Regions from separate parts of the Homo sapiens genome. Here region 2 is linked to region 1. The links are chromatin loops, found by intact Hi-C in ENCODE. Cell type or tissue: mammary epithelial cell. All regions are shown on one strand.

Region 1 (8,000 bases):
TTTTTATAACTTACTTCCTTAGCTTTTTAGCACAAATATAATAGATCAGAGAGGCCAAATTTGAACTATAAACTAGAGGCTGTGGTGAATTAAATATATTTGCTTTGTTCTGCAGATGTTAAACACAATTCCCACAAAATTTGAAAGGTGGAGTTAATTCTGACTTCGATGAATCTAATGAGCATCTGTTCTGATTTTTCTAACCATTGATCTTATTTTCTTTTAACTTGATACTGTATGGTTTACACAAGTCCATGTGATAATTGCAAATAGCCAAAGGTGAAGTCATTCCAGAACCCCCCAAAACAGTTTTTTTTCTTAAAATGTCAAATGATTCTTTGAAGATATTTAACAATTTAATATGAGTGCAGAATATGTGACACATAAATACATTTACATTTATTTCTATAAATGTGTCTACACATAAATACATAACTAACTAAAGATTGAGATATTTCTTTCTATAAAAGAAAGATGTTTCTTTAACAAGGATATAGAAAATTATGAAATTCCATGTTATGAGATGAATTGTCTTCTTCCAAAATTCATATATTAAAGTCCTAACCCAGCGTACTTCATAATAAGACCACATTTGGAAATAGGGTCTTAAAGAGGTAATTAATTTAAAATGAGGTCATTAAGATGGGCCCTAATTCAATATGACTGGTGCTCTTACATGAAGAGGAAGTCTTGACACAGCCACATGTACAGAGGGAAGACCACATGAAGACAAAGGAAGAAGACAACCATCTACAAGCCAAGGAGAGCAGCCTCAGATGAAACCAGCCCTGACGATACCTTGATCTCCGACTTCTCACCTCCAACATTCTGAGACAATCAACTGCTATGGCATAAGCCCCTCAGACTAAGGTACTTTGTTACGGCAGCCCTAGCAAATCAACATGCTCCATAACCTAAAATTATGCCAAGAGGTACAAAACACAATTAAGGTTATTTGTTCTGCAGATGTTGAACAAAATCTGCACAATAGATATTTTATACTATATTAATAGATTGTAGGTTTTCAAATTAGGTTACATAGTGATATTTTGGAGTTCTGCAAATGCCTTAATTTAAATTTTACTCTAGGCTATATTTTAAATGTTTTAAAAATATATGTAAACATTCAAATATATTGGATATCAAAATTCAGTCCATTGCAGGCTTTCATTTCACTAACTTGCACTGCCCTGTTATACCATCATTGTGTAGATCTCAGAACAATGCTTCTCCTAATATCACTGTGTGTATATTTTAATTATCTGAAAATATCATCAGAACTACTGCAGTTTTGCAATAGTATTTTTAAAAATAGCATCCTGCCTAAAATGTCTATGTTTGGTAGTAATTCTTTAACTTTATCCCATTAAATAAAGATTAATGGATTATCAAAATAAATTACATATCTTTATAAGAAAACCTGGAAAAGCAGTAGGAAGAAACATTCCCATAACCTTGCCTATAAGTGATATTAGTGATTTTCTCTGTAATTTCTTGTTTGACAATTTTGTTTTTGTTTTGAGACAGAGTCTCACTCTGTCGCCCAGGCTGGAGTGCAGTGGCACAACCTCGGCTCATTGCAACCTCCGCCTCTCGGGTTCAAGTGAGTCTCCTGCCTCAGCCTCCCTAGTAGCTGGGATTACAGGTGCATGCCACCATGCTCGGCCAATTTTTGTATTTTAGTAGAGATGGGGTTTCACTATGTTGGCCAGGCTGATCTTGAACTCCTGACCTCAAGTGATCTGCCTGCCTCAGCCTCCCAAAGTGCTGGAATTACAAGCATGAGCCACGACACCCAGCGACAATTTTTTTTTATCGTTAGAGTATTAAGACATGCATATACTGATAATTAAAACTAAAAATATATAATTTCTGGGAGTAAAGTTAATATGTAATATGCTTATTAAGAAACATTCTGAAAATGTAGAAAGTAGCAAAGGAGAGAATAAAAATAACTTAGAATTATAAACACCCACATGTAAATGCAGTCCTGCATGTATATTTGCTTATTACATAAAGTTATGGGCATGCTCTTTCTGTGCAGATTGTTGAGGAGATGTATGCCACACACAAATAAATCTCAAATAAGGCTCTGGTGTGTGTGTTCAGTGCATGCCCTTACATATAATAATCAATTATATAAAAAGAAGAGACTACCATGACATGCTGAGTCATGGTGACATCATGTTAAAGACAGCTTTGGCACATAATGTAAGCTCCCTGTGTGATTTATGTATGTAGCATAAGAAAAGTAAGCAGTTGATACGTATTATTAGCAGTTAAATTTTCAAACAAAAATGTCCTAGTAATCCTCTTTCAAATGTTTATATCAGTTTAATTAAAGACAACCTTAAGGTTGCAAGGGAAGCTGCTTTAAAAAAACTGACACTATTTGCATCTCAAGATTTCCTCAATACAAACAATAACCGGATGTTGATGCAAATTTGCAGTAATTATCTACAAGCTTTGTGTCAGTGTTTTTGTTCTTAATGTATAGTCCCATGACTATCCTTAACTGACTTTATAGTAAGGAAATATTTTACACTAGTTAAACACTGGTTTCATCCTATCATTTCAACCTAAGATTTAATTTTTTAAAAAAAATGTGAAAACCACTGATGTAGAGGAACAAGTAAAGGAACTAGGATCTTTAGTCTAGAGAAGAAAAAGTTAAAGGGGAACATGTAAGCGGCCTTCATATATCTGAAAGAGAAGTTTGCTTCAGAAAGTAGGAGAGTGAATTGATGACGGTGCAGAGGGACAAATCTTAGCACAATACAATCTAAGGAAGAACTTTGTCATGATTACTCCTTTCTGCAAGTAAAGGGTTGCCTTGTGGGCTCCCAAGAACCCCATCATGGGAGATATTCAAGTAAAGTTTGGGTCTTTAAGGAGACTGTACGAGAGTCCTCCTTGGGAAAATCATTAGCTCCAATTCAGAGCTCAGAATTTCTTTCTGCTCTTAGAGAAGAAAGAAAGCCTGTTGGCCCTCTCTTTTAGGGATTTAAAAGAAAACCTGTAAATTTTCTGTACTCTTAATCATGTAAACCAGAAGATTAAAGTCACAGATAGCCAGAATGCTCCACCTGATACAGCAGAGTTCTATGGCACAGAGCAACTTTATAAAAGCTCTCTCCTTAGATGGGGATAAAGTGGTGCTTGGAAACACTAAGCTTCAGAAATTGGGGTTTGCAAGTAGGAAAAACAAGAGAAGGGATTCAAGAAATTACAACCTGAAGGGGGAAATAATAATTTTGAGTTGACTTACATAAGAACACTTTACATGCTCAGGCTTATACAACTAAAAAGGGAAGCAGGGAAGCCCTGTCAATGAGGATGCTCCCAAGCCTACCCTAATATTAATGGCTTATTCAAGCTCTTGAATATTTACTTTGGGAAAAAGCTGAGGCATGCCCATTGCAAACTGTGACTTACTGTTGAAGTCATCCATGACAGGCAATATAACATGATCATTAGCAGTGTACCCTCTGAAGCCTGACTTCCTGGATTCAGAGCCTGGTCCTACCTAGAAAGAGACCAACTCATCCCAGTTCGCCAAGGACTTAGCCAGTCTTAACTCTGGAAGTTTCATATTTTGAGAGCCCTCTCCAGCCTCAAGTAAACTAGAGGAGTTCACTGTGGTAGCTCTACAACTGGCCAGTTGGGAGAACTTGTATAAGGTCCCTAAATTCTGTGGGAGCAATAAATATACCTACCTCATAGAGTGGCTCTGAGGATAAAATGAGTTATAAATATAAATTGTGTAGAACATGGTCACTCAGTAAACAGGAGTGGTTTTTAGTATCTGTGATCTGTTCAGCCAGCAATGTGACCTTAAGTAACATGAAAGTTCTAGTGTGTGTTTACATGCAACTATTTAAAACAAGCCCCCTCCCTGTTTTCATCATGGTCCTACTAATAGCCCAATTACTAGCCATTAAAAAAAAAAGGATGCTCTCCATCATTTAAATCCATAGACTTAAATCCGCATATAAACTTCATGTACATTGCTTAAATCCACTGATCAGAAGACTATATCCAGGAATTTCAGGAAAGTGCTTCATCTGTAGAAGATACAATGGGTCTCAGAATCACCTGAAACAGCCCTGAGTAGGATGTTGGAGGATGGGGAAAAGGGAGCAGAAATGATAGATTATTCAGCAGGATGAATCAGAATGATGACACAGATCCATGCAAATGCTAACAGCAGAGACACACTAAGTAAAAGGCCTGGGAATAATGCAGTGATCGGTTTCATCATTTATACCACGTTTGATATTCAACATGAAAAGAAAAAATATAAAATGTAGAGTATTTACACCTAACTACCACTGGGCAAGGACATTCCTTTACCACCTAAAAAGTACCTTCATCATATATGGGGGAGAGACCGACAGTGGGAGACCACACCTTGCCAGAATCATCAAGGGTATCTCATTTGCTTTGAAGTGACACCACCAGACCCACAGCCACCATGCCACTATTTCTACTTTAACTAAAGTGGGCTGGATGATCTTTGAATGTCCTCAGGGGAAAAAAAAAGTGGGGGAGAGAGTTTGCTGATTCAGAGCTTAAAAAGTTAGTAACAGTCACTAAAATAAAGCAGGTTAGGACAGGTTGCTGAAGACCCAAATATGTGTGGACAAGATCCCATAAAGCACATTTCCTGGAGGCCTGGATCCTGCTTCCTGCCTTCTAAGCAGCTGGTGTGGGGTGTGTGGGGCAGGGGTGTTATGTTCCCAAGCATCCCCCTACCACCAATCCTTCTCAGACAGGAAGTTTGCAAGTTGCTAGGCTTTGAAAGTATTGTTCCTTGAGATGATCCAGAGGTAACAGACCACATCAATTTTGTTCTTTCACGGAGTAGTTCTATTTATTCACCCTGGAGATGGGTTTAGACAAAAGAAAACCTTAGTCAACTGGAGCCTGACTTACCACAACCATCAATTAACATTTTTGCTTTTCATTTAGCTTCCACGAGAAATGAAGTGAATCACAAGAAAGTCATTTGACATTAGGGATTCATCTTTTTAACCAACCAGTTCCCAGGTCTAACCAGGTATTCGCAAGTATTCTTTTCTGACTCATCTTGTTTATCTTCTATATTTATTATCAAGTTAAAAATGTGAATTTATGCTCAGATCAGTGATCCTGTAGCATAAAGTGGTGTGAAATATCCAGAATGATTTCTACTAAAAGGTTTTTACTTACCTTGCAATCAAAGAGTGTACTAGCCTTTCAGAATAGGGAGGAAACTTAGAGATAGCATGTGTGCTTCTCACCTGGTTCATGCCCCTTCACTCTCCAGGGTGTCCTGGTTTGAACAACAAATTATTTGCTCACCACACAGACCATCTATCTCAGTGCTTTTAAGACAATGTTAGCCGCAAAATCCTTTTTTCAAACTAAATCCTACACAGCGCTCTAATATATAGACAGGGTGACTGGACATCCCAGTTTGACCAGAACAACAGAGGGGTTTTAGAATTAAGGACTTTAAGGCAAGAATTGGGACAGTCCCTGGTAAAACAGGTAGGTCAGTCACCCAGTTACAGACTACACAAAAGCTCTGTTTTGTCAGTGTAATTATATTTTGTAAATACAAATTCATAATACTCATTTATTATTAACTCAATCAATGAAAAAATAAGGCCGTTTTAATAACCACAAAAAAGAATGATATTGAGAATGAGGGTAGCATTCTTATATAAGCCTCAGCATCCAGCTAGTTTTTTAACTCATTTTGGTTTCATAGTACTGGGGAAATTGATTCACATGAAGTAGTCATGAATGATAGCTTGTTGCTGATATTTTAGCAGTCCCCTTTATAAGCTCAGAATTCTTTCTAATTAGACCAACCAAGAGGCTTATAAGAGGAAAAGCAGGCTGGGCACGGTGGCTCACGCCTGTAATCTCAGCACTTTGGGAGGCCAAGGCAGGCGAATCACGAGGTCAGGAGATTGAGACCATCCTGGCCAACATGGTAAAATCCCGTCTCTACTAAAAATACAAAAATTAGCCAGGCGTGGTGGCGTGTGCCTGTAGTCCCAGCTACTCAGGAGGCTGAGGCAGGAGAATCGCTTGAAGCGGGAGGCAGAGGTTGCAGTGAGCCGAGATCATGCCACTGCACTCCAGCCTGGTGACAGAGTGAGACTCCATCTCAAAAAAAAAAAAAAAAAAAAAAAGCAGGCTGTTTTCACGTCAAATCACTAACCATATCTAACATATTCTTTATGACAAATGCAAAAGTCATATAAGAAGCATCAAAATTTATGAAGGGCATAAAAACTCTCTATTATATGACATACATATGTGTATGTGGTATGTGACATGCTAGTGGCCCACTTTTTATTGCTCAACTCTCCCAACATCAGATATTAAAGCACCTGAGCCTGTCTGGCTTTCTTGCCGTTTAATTAAGGCTCTCACATCTGTTCTACAATAGTGTAGTGTCCTGTACAATTCTGCACTGGGGATACATGTGTAGGCCTGAATTGTAAGAAACACCAGCACTCTTAATCAATATTAATACATTTGCAAGAAAATGTGGCAGAAGAAACTTTGTCCCATGTCTATACAAAGCAAAGTTAAACAGGTAGCACAAATTGAAAAGTTGTCAGTGTGTTGCATGTTGACATGTAGCATATCTTTGCTTGTTATTTTTAATAATCAACACACTTTAAAATGATATTCCAATTATGTCTTTGCAGAACTGGGTTTCAGAAAGTGCAAAAGTAGTGACGATAGGGAACACTTCTCTTTTTTTTCTTGAGACGGAGTCTCGCTCTGTCGCCCGGGCTGGAGAGCAGTGGCGCGATCTCAGCTCACTGCAAGCTCCGCCTCCTGGGTTCAGGCCATTCTCCTGCCTCAGCCTCCCGAGTAGCTGGGACTACAGGCAAGTGCCACCATGCCTGGCTAATTTTTTGTATTTTTAGTAGAGATGGGGTTTCACTGTGTTAGCCAGGATGGTCTCCATCTCCTGACCTCGTGATCTGCCCGCCTTGGTCTCCCAAAGTGCTGGGATTACAGGAGTGAGCCACCGCGCCTGGCCAACACTTCTCTTTTTTATTATTTTTTATTTTAAGTTCAGAGGTACATGTGGAGGATGTGCCAGTTTGTTACATAGTTAAATGTGTGCCATGGTGGTTTGCAGCACAAATCATCCCATCACCTAGGTATTAAGCCCAGCATCCATTAGCTATTCTTTTTGATGCTCTCCCTCCTCCCCAAAGTCCACCCTCTGACAGGCCCCAGTGGGTGTTTTCCCCACCATGTGTCCATGTGTTCTCATCATTCAGCTTTCACTTATAAATGAGAACATGCAACATCTGGTTTTCTATTCCTGCGTTAGTTTGCTGAGGATAGTGGCCTTAGCTTCATCCATGTCCCTGCAAAGGACATGATCTCGTTCCTTTTTATGCCTGCATGGTATTCCACAGTGTATAAGTACCACATTTTCTTTATCCAGTCTACCATTGATGGGCATTTAGGTTGACTCCATGTCTTTGCTATTGTGAATAATGCTGCAATGAACATACACATGCATAATGAATAAGTTTCGTAAAATAATAATTTATATTCCTTTGGGCACATACCTAGTAATGGGATTGCTGGGTCAAATGGTATTTCTGCCTCCGGGTCTTTGAGGAATTGCCACATTGTCTTCCACAGTGGTTGAACTAATTCACACTCCCACCAACAGGAACGCTTCTTTGTGTAGCATTTATTGGATGTCAGGCTCTAAATATTAACTCATTTAGTCCTCACAACAATCTATGAGATAGGTTTTAAATCTATTCAATCAAAACTGCAGTGCTGGGCTAAGTGATTTGCTGAAGGTCACAAAGCTGTGAAATAACACTGCCAGACTTGAGCTTACACAAGCTGGATCCAGGTCTCTGTTCATAGTCACTAAACTTGACACTACACTCACCTCGGTATAAAAACCCTGCTCCAATGTGTTTTATAGACCAGGAAACCTGCTCCTGAAAAGTTATGGG
Region 2 (8,000 bases), 81 kb before region 1:
GCCAGCCTCGGCCTCCCAAAGTGCTGGGATTATAGGCATGAGCCACCATGGCTGACCTGATATTATTTTATTTTAAAAATGAATAATGTAGTCAACGGCCACAAAAGAGCATACAGTAAATACAAGTCTCTCTCATTGCCTTGTCCGTCAAACACAACAGGCACAACTGGTAGCAATTTGTTGTTATTCTTCCAGAAAGATGGTATGCCTGTAAAAGCATAAATGTATAAAACAAATAATAGGATACTATACACTCTGTGAAGCGCTTTGCTTTTTCACCTCATTAAATTTAAAAAAATATGTTGAAACATTTCAAACACACAAATGAGAACATACTGCTTCATATTACCAGGCAGGCTGTGGACACAGCTCCACAGGATACCCTTCACATTGACTATGATGTGAATAGTTCTGTCTGAGGTAGGGCAGCCCTCTGCTGAAAATAGCAAAACATGAATCCCCTTGCATCTATTCACCACCCAGCTGTATGAAAGCAAAAGAAAATGCCAATGTTTGCTCCAGTTTTTTGAAAACTTAACAGATACGGTTGAGATTGTTTGAGTATTCCTTCCTGATTTCATTATTGTCTTGCCATCCCACCATAGTCATAGATTTAGTGTTTTATAAGACCCATGGATAATTTATATATTTACTAGACACATATATCTATCAATGTAGATAGTACTACATAATGTGCCTATATTTGCTGGTATCAAAAGTTTACATAAATAGTATATTACTGAATGTATCATTCCACAACTTGCTTTTTCAGTCATCTTACTTCTTTGATATTCATCTTCACACAAGCATCTCTAGTGCACATTTTAAATGCTATATAGAATTCCACTATATGACTATATCACAATTTCCTAATCTATATCTTATTAAATGACATTTCTGTTTTTAAATATTTTTCATTAGAAACCATGCTGCAATAAACATTGTTACACCAATTTCCTTCTGCACATATGAACTTTTCCTAAAGTTCTAAATCTAGAAGTAGAATTGCTAAGTTGGAGAGTATGAACATCATCAACTTTATGATATTTCAAATTGCTCTCCAAAGTAGTGGTACCAATTCACATGCTTACTAGCAGTATATGAGAGCTATTGTTACTCTAAACCATAACAACTCTTGATACTGTTAGAATTTAAATTTTGCCAAGTGGAGATGATGTCTAACTGTTCTTTTTCATCTTCCTAATTATTAGTAGGGTGAGGATCTTTCCATATGTTTATTATTCATTTACTTATCTCTTGAATTGCCTGTTCACATTTTGCTTATTCTTTAGCATTTATATGAGTTGTGAATCTCTTTTCAAAGGATATGGTTTATTTTTTCACTTTATGTTTTGTATCTTTGTTGAACGCAAGAGTTTAAAAAAAATCTTGGTGTCATCAAATTTACCAACATTTTGCTCTACTTTTTGTGTCTTGTCTAAGAAATTTTTCCACATATAAACGTTATGAAGATAGTCCATATATTTTTTTTGTTTTACCAAAAGCTGTTTTAACATTTAGATCTTTAATCCATCTGGAATTTATTTTTGTATATGGTGTGAGAATGGGATCCAATTTTATTTTATTTCTTCCATATGGTTAAGCAATTGTTCTAGTACCATTTATTGACTAGTCCTGCCTTTCCTCACAGACTTATAGTGCCACGTTGGTCATATTTCAAGTTTGCACATATGCAAGTATCTGTTTCTGGGCTTTCTATTATGTTCCTTTGGTTTATTTGACTCTTCCTGTGCCAATACCACACTGTCTGCTTTTCCATAGCTCTATAAATTCTTGATGTATTTGGTCAGGCCAATTTCACCCTGCCCCCAGCTTATTCTTCTTCAGATTTTTTGACTCTTCCTGATTCTTTGTGCTTCCATATTAATTTTAGGATTCACTTGTCAAGTTCCATAAAGTCTCTTTTGAATTTTGGTTAAAATGTTATTAAGTTTCTAGAATATTGTGGGGGAGGGGACTAACATATTTACAATTCATGAATGTAGAAGTGTATCTCTGTATCTAATTATTTTTGTTCTTCAAAAACATTTTATTTTCCCCATAGACATCTTAACCATCATATATTAGGTCTATCCTTAGGTATTTTATAGGTTTTTTTCTATTTGATTTTGTAGCTTGTTATTATTGTTTTGTTGAAATGACAATCATTTTGGTATGTTGACTTGAGTCTAATAAACTTCCGAAGCTTTCTTATTCATTCCAGTAGTTGAAAAGCACTTGGATTTTCTTTGTTTCAAATAACATTGTTTAAAATGAGAACAATTTTATTGCTTCTCTTTCAAATCTTACATCACTTAATCCCTTTCTTCTTGAATTGCGTTAGATGAGAGCTTCAACATACTACTGACCACAAGTAGTTATAGTAGTATCCTTTTCTTGCTGCTAGGAACACTTAAAATTTCACATTTAAAGGGTGATATCTCTAGGTTTTCTCATAGATATTCTTTCTTAGGTACTCTTCCTATTTTGACTGAGCCACACGGTATCAAGACATTTTGGTCAAACATTTTCCTGGGTGTGTCTATGAGGGTGTTTCTGCATGCAACTGATATATTTGGATTAGTAGACTGAGTAAAGCTGATTGCCCTCACTAATGTGAATGGGCCCCATCTCATCAGCTGAAGGCCCAAATAGAACAAAAAGGCTAACCGTCCGCAAGTAAGAGGTCACTCCTCCTGCCTGACTGCTTTCAAACTGGGACATCAGTGTTTTTCTGCCTTGGGACTCAAATTAAAACATTGGCTCTTCCCAGGTCTTAAGCCAGCAGCCTTCAGACTGGAATTACACCATCAGTTTTCCTGAGTCTCCAGCTTGCCAACTGCAGATCTTGGGACTTGTCAGGCTCCGTAATCGCATGAGCCAATTCCTTATAATAAACCTATCTCTCTCTCTCTCTTTCTGTCTCTCTCATTGGTTCTCTTTCTCTGGATAGCCCTAACTAATATATTTGCAAACGTATCATATCCACAAATCAATTCAATCATTCTTACCACTGCAACTACCCTAGTACAAGCCGCCAAGTAATTTCATCTGAGATACTGCCATTCCCTCTTACCTAGTCTCATCTTCATGAGATTCATATCAATTATATTCACCCTAGTATAGATTATTATCTATATATTAGCCAGAGAGGTTATTTAAAAGACAAATCAGGAAGGGCACAGTGGCTCACACCTGTAAACCCAATATTTTGGGCAGCTGGTGGGGGAGGATAGCTTGAGTCCAGGAGTTCGGGGCCAGCCTAGGCAATATAGTGAGACATCGTCTCTACAAAAAAATAAACTTAGCCGGGTGTGATGGCGTGCACCTGTAATCCCAGCTACTCAGAAGGCTGAGGTGGGAGGATGCTTGAGCCCAGGAAGTTGAGGCTTCCGTGATCCAAGACTGTACCACTGCACTCCAGCCTGGGCAACAGAACAAGACCCTGTCTCAAACAAACAAAAGCAACACATACACAAACCAGATCATGTCACTCCTCTTCTGAAAACCCTCCAAAGTTTTCCCATCACATTTAGAATAAAATCCAAAGTCCTTACTTTGGGATACAAAATCCCACATGATCTGAGTTCTAGCAATCTCTCCCATCTCATCTCTTTTCTCTTGCTCAACCCTGCCATCCACATCACTGCTCCTCATGCCTGCCAAGCAGGCTTCTAAATGTTCTTCCTTGATCCTTGATCCAAGCAAAATCTTGTCTTGTCGTTACTGCACTCACATTTCTCTCTGCCTGATGTGCTCTCTCACTGAAAATATGTGTGTCTCACTCCCTCACTTCAGCCAGGTGTCTGCTCAGAGTAGCATGCTTCATCACATTCTATCTTATTACTTGGTTTTGTTGCTCTTTGGAGCAGTTATTGCCTCATGACATTATACAGTTTTTCTGTTTATTTGATTATTTTCTGATTCACCCACTTGAATACAAAGTCCATGAGTCAGAGAATTTTTCCATTTATTTAGATGTTATATCCCCAATGCCCGAGGTAATGCCTAACACATAGTAGGCACTAAATCAGTGTTTGTTAAATAAATAAATGCATCAATTTTATTATTTTTTCTGCATTTTCCTGCATCTATGATTTGATTATGTGCTAATATGGTTGATAGGTTTTCTGACATTAAAACAGCTTTACATTCTTAGAACAAATACTACTAGAATATGATGTGTATTTTTAATACATAAAAGAACTCAATTTGTTAATATTTTATTTTAAATTTTTGATTTTATATTCACATAAGAATTATGCTACAGTTTTCTTTTTATCGTGTCCTTACCTAGTTTGAGTGTCAACGTGTCAACAGCATATTAGCCTCACAAATTAAGCCAACCAGCTTTTCTTCTTCTTTTTTTTTTTTTGAGACGGAGTTCAACCTCCACCTCCCAGGTTCAAGTGATTCTCCTGCCTCAGCCTCCCGAGTAGCTGGGATTACAGGAATGAGCCACCATGCCTGGCTAATTTTGTATTTTTAGTAGAGATGGGGTTTCCCCATATTGGTCAGGCTGATCTCGAACTCCTGACTTCAGGTGATCTGCCTGCCTCAGCCTCCCAAAGTGCTGGGATTACAGGCATGGGCCACTGTGCCCGGCCGCTTTTCTTCTTTTTTTAAAATCTGAAATGTAATTATTATAAAAGAGCAGATTTTTATCTTTAGAAAGTTTGATAAAACACACATGTAGGCTGTCTTGGCTTACTGTTTGGGGGCAGAAGACTCCTAACAATTTAATTTATTTCATAGTTATTGGTTTATTAATGTTTTCTATTTTTTCTCCAGTCAATTTTGGTAACTTCTATTTTCCTAGGAAATTATCATTTCATCTAAATTTTCTATTGGCACAGTATGTTCCTATTATTTGTAATATCTGTAATATCTATATTTGTTTCCTTTTATTACCAATTACTTGTCCTTTTTATTTTCAGGAAGCTTTCATCAAAGCTCCAGCTTTTAGCTTTATTATTTCTCTCTATTGTTTATTTTCTACTTATTAATTTATGTTCTTTGTTATTTCCTTAGAGTAGATATATGTTTTTGTTTTCTTTGTTATTATTTTTCTAACTTTCTGAGTTTAACACTTAACTGATTTATTTTAAGTCTTTTCATTAATTCTGTTAAAGGTTCTATTTTTGCCATCATGTACTTTGCTGTATCCCTCAGTATTATTTTCATTGTTATTTATATTTAAATATTTTCCTAAAGCATAAAATATGTTTTAAAGTCCAAACATATATGGATTCTTTAAAACCACTGTTCAATGTTGATTTCTTATTTATTAGGTTGGTGCAAAGGTAATTGCGGTTTCTGCCATTACTTTCAGTGGCAAAAGTAATGGCGGTTTTTGCCATTACTTTCAATGGCAAAAACCACAATTAGCATTGTGGTCACAGAATGTGGTCTGTATAACACTAATATCTTATAATTTATTGAGAAGTTCTTGGTGACCTAGAACATGATCAATTTTTCAAAATTAATATTTCATATGTACTTGAAAAGAATGTATATTTTTATTTGGGGGGTATAGAGCTACATAAATTTCTTCAGCTGAAGCAACTCTAACCCTTTTATATTTTGTCTGTTGAATATCATTTTAAATTATGTTGTTAACTATATAGAAGTTCATAACATACATTCTTCATGGATCATTACTTTCATTACTATGTGATGTAAGTCTTCCTTTCTATTAGTACTTTTTGCTATAAATTCTATCTAGCCTGATACTAATATTAATACAGCAGCTGTCTTTTGTTTAATAATTGCATGCTGTATATTTTACAATATCTTCAACTCATCTCATTAAGAAGCTACGAGACTTGTCTCATATGGCTAATGCACAGACACACTAAGATTTGACCCCAGGCAATCTTACACAGGTCACATTCAACTCCTAAACTATGCCATCTCCTGGAATGGGCTTCTAATCTGGGATTCCAGTAGGCCCATAACTTCTGTCATTTTCATTCTATTGAATTTCTTTTTCACAGAGATGTTTATCCTGTGTTTGATACTTTCTATGTCTTTTTGTTTGTCTCATTATTTTTTATGTATCATTGCCATGTACTTCTTGAACTGTTCTATACAGACTTTGCTTAATATTTCTGGAGATTGCTTCATAACATTACATACAGAGCTGCCTCATTATATTTAATGACTGCATAGTATTTCGTTGTATATGTTATAAAATTTATTTAATTAGTCCCATAAAGATGTGCATTCGGGTTATTTTCAATATTTTGCTATTACCAACAACACTGAAATAAATACCCTTGGACATAAGTAGTTTGCAAACATTGGAGTATTTTTGTAGAATAATTTTCTAACAATGAATTGGTAGGCCAAAGATTATAGGCACTTCCTATTTTATAGATATTTCACAATTGTTTTCCATAAGTTATACTCCCAAAAGCAGTGTATAAAAGTTTATATGTCCCACACTTTCTCACCAATTGTATAACTTCAAACTCTTTGATCTTTGTTAATCTGATAAGTTAAAAAAATGGTATATCACTGTTTTTTCATTTCTTATTAGTGAGACTGAGCATGTTTTCCTCAGTCATTTGTCTTTTAACAAGTTTAAGTTTGTCTTTTCTGTTAGTTGCTGGTTTACATTTTCAGTGTTTTAAATATTTAAATCTATACTGACAAATATACTCTCCCTTGCATTTTCTAAGTTTGGGTTTGGCAGTTAAATGGAGCCAATGTACCATTCCAGTACTTTTTTTCCCTCTCTCCATTCAGTTCTTGGTTGACTAAAAATTTTCTTCCAGAGAATTTTCTCCCATTAATAAATAAATTTGGATAGGCATTAAATTCTTAGTTTATACTTTTTAAAAAGATCTTTGAAAGTATTTCTTTTTTCTGTTCTAGTATTCACTCTTTGTATAAACTTATTATCTTTTTGAATGGAAGCCCAAATATTTTTTCTTTATATTTAAAGCCCAGAAACTTTACTAGAATATGTCTCTGTGTTCATTGTTTAAAGTTATTTTTTTAAGGCCCTGCTATGTGCACTCCTTCAATCAACACATCTGAGGCTACTTATACTGCTATAAACTTTTCTTTAATTACATCTTTAAATATTTTTCTTCTTCCACAATTTATGTTCTTGAGGACAACATTCTTTTTAAGTTCGATATTCTGTATATTGGATCTTTCATATCTGTTTTCCACATCTATCATTTCCTTCTTAATTTTTTAAATCTCCTTTTAACTTTCTATTCTATTTTGCTCCCTTTATAATATTCCATACGTCTTACTGTGTTTTTAGTATGTCTGTTCTGTGTGCTGCTTCAAACATGGCCTTTATTTTTATGATGGTTTTATTTTTCCCTTTCACTTCTTTTGAGCTTGCCAGTCCAATTTTCATTGTATTCTGTTGCCTCACCCTATTTTCTACATTCTCGTGTCTATGCTTAGAATTCCTATTTTATAGAAGCATTAACTTCTTAACATTTAAAATTTCATGGTAAGTAACTTGCTCACAGTTTTTAAAGAACTCTGTAGAAATATTTATCTGGTGAGGGTTTATTACCTGCCATTCCTTTTCTTTTTTTTTCCTTATATCATATTTGGATAATTCTATGTAAGTTCTTTAAAAAAAATCACCTCCTATTTGAATGAAGTTACTTCTTCCTGAAGTAGCTCTTTATAGTGTGATACTTTGAGGGAGGTGAGGGCTATATTCTAGACTGGCAGGAATTCTCCTTGGGATACTAGTGTGTGAGTACAGGGTTACTTCTCCCTAGCTAACAGAAGTTGATATTTCAGGGCTTCTCTCAATGCCTGCTTTCCCCTCTAACCTGTTGTACCAGTAGACTGCTTCCTGGTAATATGACTTATCTTTGTGTTTGTATTTCCTCATTCGGCCTTATCTTCCCCTTCTTCTTTTTACCAAACTCGGTCCAGGGAAGCTCTTGCTATTAGACTATACTTCTAACATAAGTAATATTGACCCAGATAAAGAAGAGCTGGGCTTCGCCAGGCTTGAA

The links. Hi-C counts contacts between places; a loop is a spot of excess contacts. Peaks named below come from ENCODE experiments on the same cell type or tissue, not always from the same donor. Only the 100,000 strongest peaks of a DNase experiment are listed, where the experiment ranks them.
Region 2: it touches region 1 in a loop (2.8-fold over the local background); 1 of 110 quality-filtered maps calls a loop at or near these places.

The regions. Positions count from the first base shown.
Region 1 is chr12:28,029,910-28,037,909 of GRCh38, reverse strand. No RefSeq gene overlaps it. Among named protein-coding and RNA genes, the nearest start is that of PTHLH, 61 kb to the right of the region's middle. In mammary epithelial cell, no CTCF peak of the experiment used is centred here; DNase peaks (open chromatin) are centred at 2,179, 4,169, 4,669 and 4,789; H3K27ac peaks cover 4,193 bases.
Region 2 is chr12:28,110,487-28,118,486 of GRCh38, reverse strand. All of the region lies in intron 1 of LOC105369710 (a long non-coding RNA gene), which reads left to right. Among named protein-coding and RNA genes, the nearest start is that of CCDC91, 76 kb to the left of the region's middle. In mammary epithelial cell, no CTCF peak of the experiment used is centred here; a DNase peak (open chromatin) is centred at 3,836.